2 separate regions of the Homo sapiens genome follow, and region 1 is linked to region 2. Evidence: chromatin loops called from intact Hi-C (ENCODE). Cell type or tissue: sigmoid colon. All regions are shown on one strand. Each heading gives the region's core, and the rest is flanking DNA. Links, peaks and the distances in the headings are about the cores only. Region 1 holds the start of FGF13 (fibroblast growth factor 13). Region 2 overlaps FGF13 (fibroblast growth factor 13).

Region 1 (5,375 bases), core at 274-5,273, 66 kb after region 2:
CCATTAAGGAAACTGTATTTGGAAAATTGAGCCTTTTATACCAAAAAAGGGAGGAGGGAGATACAACCACCATTAACAAATCTTGTCATATTAATTATCATTAGTGAAAATGTGTGTGAAAAGAGCAGGGTTTTTGTTGGTAGGAAGGAAAAAATCAGTGCATACTAATTTTTCAAATTTCATATCAGAAGTATGATTATCAAAAATATGAGTTCTTAATTAAAATGATTTTCAATTATGAATAACCATAGATCAATCAAGTGTCTCATTTACCAATAACAGCCATGTTATCCAAAATTTTCTTTTACTGAATATAGACTCCTGCGCTGAAATAATATTTATGTGATTATTCGAGCCACATAAGCATGCTTTGCAACCACTTAAGCCTTTTTGAAACAAGCCTAATTTACAGTTAATGCATTAAAAACTTTGTGCAAACAGAAAACGTTATGTCTGCTTTTCCATCCCAGGGTGTAGCACACATAAATGGAGAAATAACAGATCGGTGACTCTTATTTTTTTTGTAATATTTATCTAGTAAAAGGCAGAAAAGAGTGTAAAAGATTCATTTGGTTAAGAATGGCAAATAAACTGCATGCTCGCCTGAAGGTCTGCCTTGACGCAACCTGACACCTAGAGCTGAATTTCCAGTCGCTGGAATATCGCGCTACTCCTACCACTGAAAATGTTCAAAAGCACCACAGTCTGGGTATGAGCTTAAATCCCCTCTTCAACACCGCATTTTAGTAGCATGTAACCGATTACACTAAGTCTAACCAAATCTCTCAGCTCTTTGCAACAAGGTTCTAGAAATCCCCCCTCCCCCCGCCCCAGCAAACATTTCGAAGCTGCACCACAAGTCAAGTCTGTCCCAAAAAGCTTAAAAGTCATCAAAGAAACGCAATGCCTAGACAGCAGAAGCCCACATCCCTTGGAGGTGGAAGCTGGAGGGGAAGGGTCTGAGGCAGAGATAAAAGCAAGAGAGGGATTCCCCAGGCTCTCCTGGGGACGGGAGGATGGTGTCTGCCCAGCTCTGCGCCTGCAATTTCCACGCCATACATATCACAGCCATGTCTGGGTCACGCCTGCCCAGAGCCCACCGGGCATGCACATATGTGACATGTCCGAAGCTGAGGGCAAGCCACCCAGGGCAGAGTATGCCCCCAGGCTCTGCGCCTGTCCCAGGGCAGTTGCAATGCAGCAAGCGTGTTACTGTTACGGAGGCAAGAAAGCCAGCGCCTTCCCACGCACGCACACAGGCTAGGTGGCCTCTTCTGCACAAGATGGGCCACCAACAAACTCACCTATGCTACATACCTGCTCCCCACCGCCCCCACCTCACTCGTAAAGTATGGGGAAAAGAAAGCAAAAGCCCTTTCCGACCTGGTCTTCTTCTGCGCCTCTTCTTGGAGCCGAAGAGTTTGACCCGGGAAAAGACATTTAACTTGTTTTTGTCGCAGCTGGTCTTGCCTTTGCTGGGGCTGCTGACACACTTGCAGGCGTTGGATTTCTCGCGCTCGCGGGCTTGCCTCTTCTGACGGATGAGCGAGCTGGCGATAGCCGCCGCCATGGCCACGACGCCCACCACCACCGCTTCTTTTGCTGCCCCTCTCTGGGTTCGCCTCCTCCTCCTTCTCCTCCGCTGCTTGTCCGCTGTCTCGCGACTTCGCCGCTTTGGTCTCCTTAGCCTGCGTTTGCCCGGGCTTCTCCGCACTCGGGCTTCAGCCAAGGAGGGGGCTCAGCATGCCGTCCGAGCTCCTCCGGCGGCGGTCCGGCTCCCGCGCGGGCTGCTGGCTGCCTGGGTCGGAGTCGACGCCACAGCCCCGGGCCCGGGATCGCGGGCGAGACTGGCACGCGGATGCTGAACTGCGCGACTGCGTGTGGTCGGCCCCTGCGCCCGGCGGACACCGTGCATGTCCAGCTGCTCCGGTCCGAATTTCGCCGGACCCCCTCGCCCTGTTGCCCTTCTGATGGGGGCCAGAGGAGGGAGGCGGGCGGAGGGAGTGAGCGCGGGCGGGAGAGAGGCCGGGAGCTCGGGCGGCCGGACGGAGGAGGGACGAGGCAGCGCGCGGGGGAGCGCGCCCTCGCCCTGGCCCCTCCGAGTCTTCGACTAGTCCTTGCAACTTCTTGGCGTGATAATCGGGAAAAGTTGGCCCGTGCCAGGTTTCCGACAGGGATCAAACAGGTAATGGCCTCGCATCTTCGCTGTTGCTGCTGCTCTGGGCGCGGCACAGTCGCAGCACAGGAATTCAGCCGCCGCAGGCACCCTCCGGAACAGCGCGACAGCCTCCTTGCAGCCCCCTCCCGCGACGGCCCCTCCCTCCCGGGGCTGAGCCCGTAGGCTCGGAGCCGCAGGCCGCCCCTCCCACCCCCACCCCCACCCCCACCCCCCCAAGTCCCCGGCCGCCCGTTCCGGCTAACACCTGTAGGGGCTTCCGCACTGCCCCAGTCGTCCAAATCCTTCTCCCCTCCTTTTCCCGAAAGGAGCTTCGGGAGGAAACAGTGATGGAGGAGGAACTGAGATGAGGTAGTTGGGCTGACGGAGCGGGGGTTTGCTCGGCATTGGGGGATGGAGTGGTGGGGGTGTTTCCTCAGTGTTTGAGCTGACCAGATTGTGCTCGGGCTGGAGCCCCTCAGAAGTTCGCCAGATCCCTGCCTCAGGCTTGGACGCACCAACAACCCGGAGAACCCTCACCCACCCGCGCAGAGGTATTTTGCTTGGCGACACTTGTAGCCATTCAGGGGAGGAGGCCAGAGTCCCCAGACGGGTTCAGCCCCAGCGGTAGCAGCAGAAGCAGACACTGCAGAGCTGCGCCCGCACACCACGCTGCCACCCAGTGGTTTTTGCTGACTTTTCATTTCAAGCCAATTTGTAGGGTCCAAAACCTGTTTTTCCTCTGCGCCCCCTCATCTGTCCGCTCAGATTTGGGATTCAAGCAGAGAGCTTGGGTCGTGTACCGTAAGCATTACGTATTTGGGAAATGCAGAGTCGAACCTCTCTATTTAAGCTGTGGCCCATCTCTAATCTCCTAACTTATTTTTTTCTGCTCCTCCAAAGTCAGGCAGCCTCCTTCCCTCCAATTCAGGAACCAGTCTGGCTTTTTGCTGGCCTCAGTCTATTAACAAGTTCTGTCCTCTCCCTGTGTTATATTTTATTCTGGAGGAAAAGAAAGAAGAGGTTTTGAGGCCAGAAATGCAGCAAAGAGAAATGGCCTGTCTACATCCCTACCTTCAAACAGACACAATTATTTGACTATTTTACTTGATTTCTGAGGCCAACTAGGAAGCAAAATAGAGCAGCTCTACTACCTGGCAGCCCTACACCGTCTTTACTGGACTCCTACATGGCACCCCCATCACCTCTTTTCAGAACTAATGTAGATGCAAAACCAGATGCTCAGCTTATCTTCAGACTCTAGCCCTTTTTTCCTTGCCTGACTACCCAACAAACAAGCTCGGACTCAGCAACACTGAAATGCTTTCAGGCTTCTTAGCCCATAAGAGCTGAATCACCGGACCCTTCTGTAGATTCCATTGCTTCACAGGGGAAGCTGTTGCTACCCCTCCTTCCACTTCTCTGCAATCTTGAAATGTCTCTTGCTCCATCAGAAGCACCACTGTGTGTCTGCAAGGCAGACTGGGGTAAAGGTTGCAGTGGGTTGAGACTGATAGTTACAGGAGAATGATGCCAAAGGGTCTGACATTTTCTACCTACTCTTTTGTGCTTTTGGCTTTCCCAAATGAAAAGGGAGGACAAGGTAGACGAGAGTTTTAACACCTCAAGTCTATTCAAGTATCCACTTCTTTAAAATTTGATTCATAGGGAAAAATAAATCCCTGAGGAATGACTGATTGATATTGATTCTGAAGAGTAGGAGGCTATTTCCTAGTTCAAAATGTTTGTGATTGTTGTTTAAATTCCAGATACCATGAAGGGAAATATCTTACATAAAGAGGGGTCAGGAGAAGCTTTGATCAAGCCCAAATATTTGGGGTGGGTGATGAACAGGTACAAGGTCTCTGCTTATTCTCTGCATGTTTTTACCTTCTGCCAAGCACCAACCCCAAGGGCCTTTTGTTCCTACTCTCATTTCTCTCTTGGGATCCTGACCCAGAGCAGGCATGCAAAAGCTAAAGAAGGATGAAGTTCTGATTCAGGAAGGGGATAGACCTTAGAAGAAGAGATGGTATTGAGAAAATCATAAGGGCTTTCCCACACCGTTTTTCCTCCACTTCTCCTCTCAGATAGCTCTCACTGTTTGCTTCTGCAAACACCATTCATAAGGTATTTTCAGGACGCCTGTAGAATTATTGGTGTGGACACTCTGTGGTACATATTAGAGGTAAACAGACTCAGAGAAGACTTCAGGAATATATAATAAGAATGGCGGGGGCATTTATTACAAATTTGCAAACACAAACTGTAAATACATCCTTTTGTTTCTAACTCCTGTCTACCATCCACATAAGCTCATGGAACCACTGGGCCAAGGCTGATAACCAGGTGATTCTACACGTGTTTGTAGATGTCCTTCTTGCTCTAATCCTTCTCTCCCTGATTAAATTGTATAATATTGAAAAATGAAGAGTATGGGGGAGGGGGAACGAGACTCTCCCTCTGTCACATGTTCCTGCCAACCCACAAAAGATATTTCTGTCTTTTTATATCCTGACCCCCTTGAATCTTTTGTTTTCATGAACAGGAAAATGCATGGCACATTATTAATGAGACTTGAGAAGGGGGCATCTCTCTGTGATCTGTCTGTCTACGGACCTCATTCATTCTCCTCTCTCTTCCACAAAGAGAACTCACAAAGGCCTGTGACCAGAGGGTAAATTCAATCTGGGGCAGAAAGTGAAAGAAAACCATTTTGAAATTGGGTCCAAATCATATTGCTCAATGAACTTAACCATTAATAATGCAGATATTGGCCAGGCGTAGTGCCTCACGCCTGTTATCCCAGAATTTTGGGAGGCTGAGGCAAGCAGATCACCTGAGGTCAGGAGTTTGAGACCAGCCTGGCCAACATGGTGAAACCCTGTCTCTACTAAAAATACAAAATTAGCCAGGCATGGTGGCGCCTGCCTGTAGTCCCAGCTTCTTGGGAGCCTGAGGCATGAGAATCGCTTGAACCCGGGAGGCGGAGGTTGCAGTGAGCCAAGATCAGGCCACCACACTCCAGCCTGGGCGATAAGAGCGAAACTCCACACACGCACACACGCGCGCGCACACACACACACACAAAGCAGATATGTTCGCGTTTTCCTAACTCTCATGTCTATTTCCCAGGTGCTTAAAATTTCAGAGACGAATGTGAATATTACTTTCAAATCTCCAACAGGAAACTATGCCAAAGTCACATCCATCTTGAGAA
Region 2 (5,375 bases), core at 166-5,165:
AGAGATAGGCCATATGTCTTCAAGACTGTGTGACTGGCCCAAGACTGTGTTAGTCTGACCTTAACCCTGCAGAAGGATACGGATTGTTTAGGCAATCCAATTAGGTGGCAGAGGGTGTAATTCATTTTACATAAAATATGTTCTAGAGAGACTGTGTGAACTGTTGTATATTTTAAAACTTATTAGGGCATCTCACTGTTTAACAGAAATCTGTGGAATTTTTTATTTCAAGCGAAGAACACTTCTCTAAGGTGAATAACCCCCTAAAAAACCCCCTATTAACCTGCTTATTATGTGTATTAATTCAGTATATTGGTTTTTTTAATGGCAGTGTTGATCTATGTGTTTTGAAAGGTGAATCAAATATCAGATATGATTTCTAAAAACAAACCTTCTAGTCTTTTAGCCATTCTCTGTAATTAATTTGTGCCTATTGGATACATAGTCTCTGCTACTATGAAGCTTTCTCATTTGTGGCAGTCCTCTTCTCTGTACTGACTTCAGAGTGGGATCTAAATCCAGCTGCAAGAATATGAGTTCTGAAGTACATGTTATCAGGAGAACAAGCTTAGTAGGTTGTGTCTTTTTAAATAGCTGTTGCAAGCACTTGACTAAAAATTCAAAGCTTAGGAGCTCTGAAAAATTTTCACAGAGATCCAACCAACTGTCATGCACAAGACAAAGGTCCTTTCCTCCTAGATGAATTGAAAAGCTCTGGCAAGGCCTATTAAAAATAAAATGATACCAAGGTGGGTGCATATTATATTCTTGTACCTCAGGATTTTTTTTTTCTTTTCTTTTTTGAGATGGAGTCTCGTTCTGTTGCCCAGGCTGGAGTACAATGGCATGATCTTGGCTCCCTGCAACCTCCACCTCCCGGGTTCAAGGGATTCTCCTGCCTCAGCCTTCCAAGTAGCTGGGATTACAGGCAAGGGCCACCACACCTGGCTAATTTTTGTATTTTTTTAGTAGAGACGGGGTTTTACCATGTTGGCCAGGCTGGTCCCGAACTCCTGACCTCAGGTGATCCACCTGCCTTGGCCTCGCAAAGTGCTGGGATTACAGGTGTGAGCCACCGCACCTGGCCAGGAATCTTTGAGAATCACACTTTTGACACACATTGGATAGCAGCTCTGTTACATTTGGTAGGGTTTGTCTCTGAAGAAAAGTGTCACAGTAATTAGGAGTCTGCTTCTTCAAAAACTTTGAAAGGAGACTTTCTTGAACAAGTAGGAAAGTAATGCTAGCCAACAGCAACTGCTCAAATGGAAGTCACTATAGCATTCTTTCTGCTGCAAAACATAAAAGCTGGTGTCACAGGGCAAGGTGCAAAGGCCTCATCTATAAACCAAGGATTTGAATGGATGAGAATGGTGCTGCAGAGGACTATTAAACTGCTGCATCACATTACATCTGCAAATGACTGCTGAGGATAACAAGTGCTAAAGAGAGGAACCTTTTTTATGAAGAATGCATTTCTACTCATCAGCCCCTTGAAAGGAGCTACATGAGAGGATGCTAGTGGCAGTCATTTGTCACGAATCTGAATGGAGGGAGCCAATTTATTCATTTGAGACCCAAATAGAAGAATTAATTCTAATCTAGGATTTAATGAAAGCCTACTGTGTCCCAGGCACTGTGACAGCCCCCTTTGAAATATATAACAATCTGCTTTACTCTTGAAGGCACCTCTCAGTAATTACTTCCCTCTGGCCTGAGAGGAGAGTTCCTCCCACCTCACAGGTGAGAAAATCACAGCAATGGTGCCCTTAACAAGTCATTTTTAAAATAAACTCAATTGCAAGTGCACCTTTTCACCCACAGAGTAGTCACTGGGTAGACAACAGCTGTAATGCCAACTCCCTTCTAAATGCGCAACTTCAACGTTTGCTGAAGGCTCAGCCCTCCCTCCTATTTGTGTGCCCTGGCCCTTTTGAAGAGCTCAGCTCAAAGTTGCCTCTTCCACTTCCAAGTTTTCTGACTGTAGGCAATTCGTGTGTTTTCTGATCCTGCATCTGCAAGATGGGGACAGCATCATGTGCTTCATACGGAAGATCACAGAAGGCATGGGGAAGCAGTTAGCTTAAGTGGAAATGCTCGACAACTACCAGATCTCTTCCCTTCCTTTAACTTTCCATTTGTGTGATATATAAGAAAATGTAGTATTCTCCCCACCCCGCAACTTGAAATTGGTATAAAAACTGGTGGTGGTCAATAAAAACAGAGAAGAAAAGCACCTTTCCATTTCTGTGAGGGGCTAATGCTACACATTAATTGTATGTGTGAGAAATGCTTACAGTAGTGATTCCTTTTCAAGGATGACAATGCATGAGCCTTTGATTTAGCGCTTAAAATATTCTAAGAATCTAATACTAGAATTACTATAATGTGTATCAGTGAGACCACATGATAATAAAGGGATTTGTGAAATAATTCCATATTAATAGGCCAGATGACATTTACACATCTCACTTTAATTACTATGCTACAAAACTACAATGTTATTATCTCACTTCTTTTGTTCCAAACCACTGTTTTACTAGTTCTACTTTCATAATGTAGATTACTAATAACAATAATGAAAAATATAACAGTATTTTATGTTTAAGCAGTGCCTACATTTAAAGTTTTCTACAACTGCTTGAATAGTTATGGCATTCAAGTGACAGGTAAGGGACAGTTTAACAAAAGTAATGATAACAAAAGTAATGATTATAATGGGTTTTGGTAGACTTTTAAAAAAATCTCTAAAGAGCTTGTTTTAGAGTCAAAGAAATGAAACAAGAGATGCTAATACACTGGAACCTGGCATTAACACTTTCTGCTGGAGAACTAATCCAGTGCAGGGAAGCAGCTCCTTCTAGAGGAAGCTGGAATCTGTTTACGGTAGCTGGTACTGGCATGTGATATTTCTGGGGCTGCAAGACACTGAAGATCCAGGAGCTCCAACTGATCCTGAGTTCCAGAGGGTAGGAAGAGGTCTGACACAGAGCAGAAGCCAAGCCAGGCAGCCTATCCCCTAGGCCGCTTCTTTTTCCATTACAACGGGCAGCAGCATTCCATTTATCTTATATAAATCTGTCCACTTAACATTCTCCTAGATCATGGCATGAAAAGTTCACTCTTCTACTGCAAAAATACTCACAACTGAGTTTGGGCACATGTTGGGTTTTTTATTTCCAGTGAACTCTACTCTAGAGGTATTCAGGAAATGACCCTAGAGCACCTTTACTGAAATTAGGCTTCTGCCTTTTCAGGTACAGACGCAGGTAACACATATAAGGAGATATATAAATTATTTAGTCAGATTCGTGTGTGTGTATGTGTGCACTCACATGCATACATACATGAGAGAGACAGAGCGAAACACAGAAATACAAAGCGGAGAAAGACAACAGAGAGTGAAAACACAGAAAGTTAAAAAAATGGGCCATTTGCTTTCCCCAATTCTATAAACCTGTGGACTTTGAGAAATATCCACCACCCTCACCCGTGAATGTTTAACGGGGAAGGCTGGAAAGTAAGTTGTCTCCCCTTTGCTGGAGAAGACATCTCTTTACTGTCCAAACTCCCAGCTGTGCTCAGAGCTCAGGGTGAAATCCGATAGGCTGCCCAAGGTAAGTAAAGTTCTTCTGTAAAGTTAGTGTCTATAGAGGAGCCAAACAGAGGAGTAAACATATTTCTTCCTGGAGGTTTTCCTATGCTTAATGCACATCCATCTCTGGGGAAAAAAAAAAAAAAAAAAAAGGAAATCCAGGACTCTTGAGAAGTTCAAGATTGGTGCAAAGAAATCCTGTGAAAGCTCATTAAAACAAGACACTTTGAAATATGAATGTCACCATCATAAAGTGAATCACATTTTCACAAGGGATATATAATGCTTACATGTGTAGCTATGTTGCAGTGAACAAGACAACGGTTTCCTATTTACGACTAAACTGCCATCGCCTGTGATGCTGTTTATGATTATCATCTTATATTATGGCTCTACAGAAACCACTGCGGTGAAGCCTGAATCCTAAAAATGCAATGCTTTACGGGAGTGTTTGGCCACGTATCTAGCTACAATTCATAACTGAGCCCCTAGTAGCTTAAATTAAATTTGGCTTGCCTTGTATTTCCTGAAATACTGCAACATTTTATATTAATATTTTAAAAGGATTTTGATGACATTAAATTTTGAAATTGGCAAATTACAGTTCTTTATCAAAACATGCAATTTAAATTTTCAAATATTTGTTACCTAAGTATCACTGTAGCTGAAAACACAACACAGTAATATAATATAAACCATGAGAATATATAAAAATGATGAATACTTCATAAGCTTTGTACAACCATTACCTATCTGAAATAATGTTCAGTTCTATTTTCAACAATGTAGACTGTTAAAGTATTTGCATGAGAATGCAAAATGCATAAATTATCCCTGCAGGGAGCACTTAAAACTTAAGGTAATTATATAGCATAGAAGTGGTTTCAGATAACTCAAACAAAATAACAAATAATTCTACAGTCACCCTTTAAAATGATTACTATTCTGTGTTACCAGTGATCTTGATCATTTAAAAATCCCTCCTTACAATTACATTCACATGATCAATTCGTACTTTGTTCTTTTACCATCAACCTCTTACAGCTGGCTCTGAAAATTTGCATGCTATAAAAACTGAACTAGTCAGCTAGTAGAGATGAATCCTACAGTTATATTCATGCTGTGAACAGAACCGTAACACTCCCTTAATATATCTTATCATTGCACTTTTATACTAAGCGTGCATCCAAATCAAGTCCTATTTTTTACATTCCTCCTGCTCAAAATCTTTTAATGGCTCTCTGCTGCCTACAGGATAAAATCTAAACTCCCTGGCCGGGCGTTCAAGGCCCTCCACAATCTGGCACCTGCTCTCCTACAACTCTAGCATAAGATTCCTCAACTCAAGCCAGATTGGAGAAATAAGTCCAGGATGAAAAGTAGGAGATATTTTTTTCTTATGAATGGAAAAATATCTCCTACAAACCAATTACTGTGCTTCAAGGGTAAGATAGTCTCTGTGGGTAGAGAGAGAATCATTAGGTCACAAGGAGTATGTAACTAATTCCTCCTAAATCTCTTTCTTATGTTCTGCAGTATTATTTTTTTTAAATCCTGAAAAATGACTTGCAGTTCTCGAACATCCCAGTTGTGTCATGTCATGCTTCCTCACACTGTGATTTAGCAGGCAGTGCACTTGTGCAAGGCTGCCACTATGCACGCAATTCTTTGGGGCCAGTTGATAATAGGCACCTCTCCTTTTCACAGCGCACAGAGAAAAAGAATCAAACGTCAGCATGTCAGAAACCTCCAGGCTCAGCTTTGACAGGAATGCAAATGC

What was found. Hi-C counts contacts between places; a loop is a spot of excess contacts. Peaks named below come from ENCODE experiments on the same cell type or tissue, not always from the same donor. Only the 100,000 strongest peaks of a DNase experiment are listed, where the experiment ranks them.
Region 1: it touches region 2 in a loop (3-fold over the local background); 3 of 110 quality-filtered maps call a loop at or near these places.

What each region holds. Positions count from the first base shown.
Region 1 is chrX:138,709,434-138,714,808 of GRCh38, forward strand. It overlaps FGF13 (fibroblast growth factor 13), which reads right to left and starts at 2,284. Exons shown (of 5, transcript NM_004114.5): 1 at 1,384-2,284. The coding sequence starts at 1,570. It overlaps FGF13-AS1 (FGF13 antisense RNA 1), which reads left to right and starts at 2,674. Exons shown (of 3, transcript NR_038405.1): 1 at 2,674-2,709; 2 at 5,291-5,375. In sigmoid colon, for the core only: a CTCF peak has its summit at 2,816 (motif pointing left); a DNase peak (open chromatin) is centred at 2,788; H3K4me3 peaks cover 2,912 bases.
Region 2 is chrX:138,643,493-138,648,867 of GRCh38, forward strand. The region is part of intron 3 of FGF13 (fibroblast growth factor 13); the gene reads right to left. Among named protein-coding and RNA genes, the nearest start is that of MIR504, 22 kb to the right of the region's middle. In sigmoid colon, for the core only: no CTCF peak of the experiment used is centred there; a DNase peak (open chromatin) is centred at 2,979.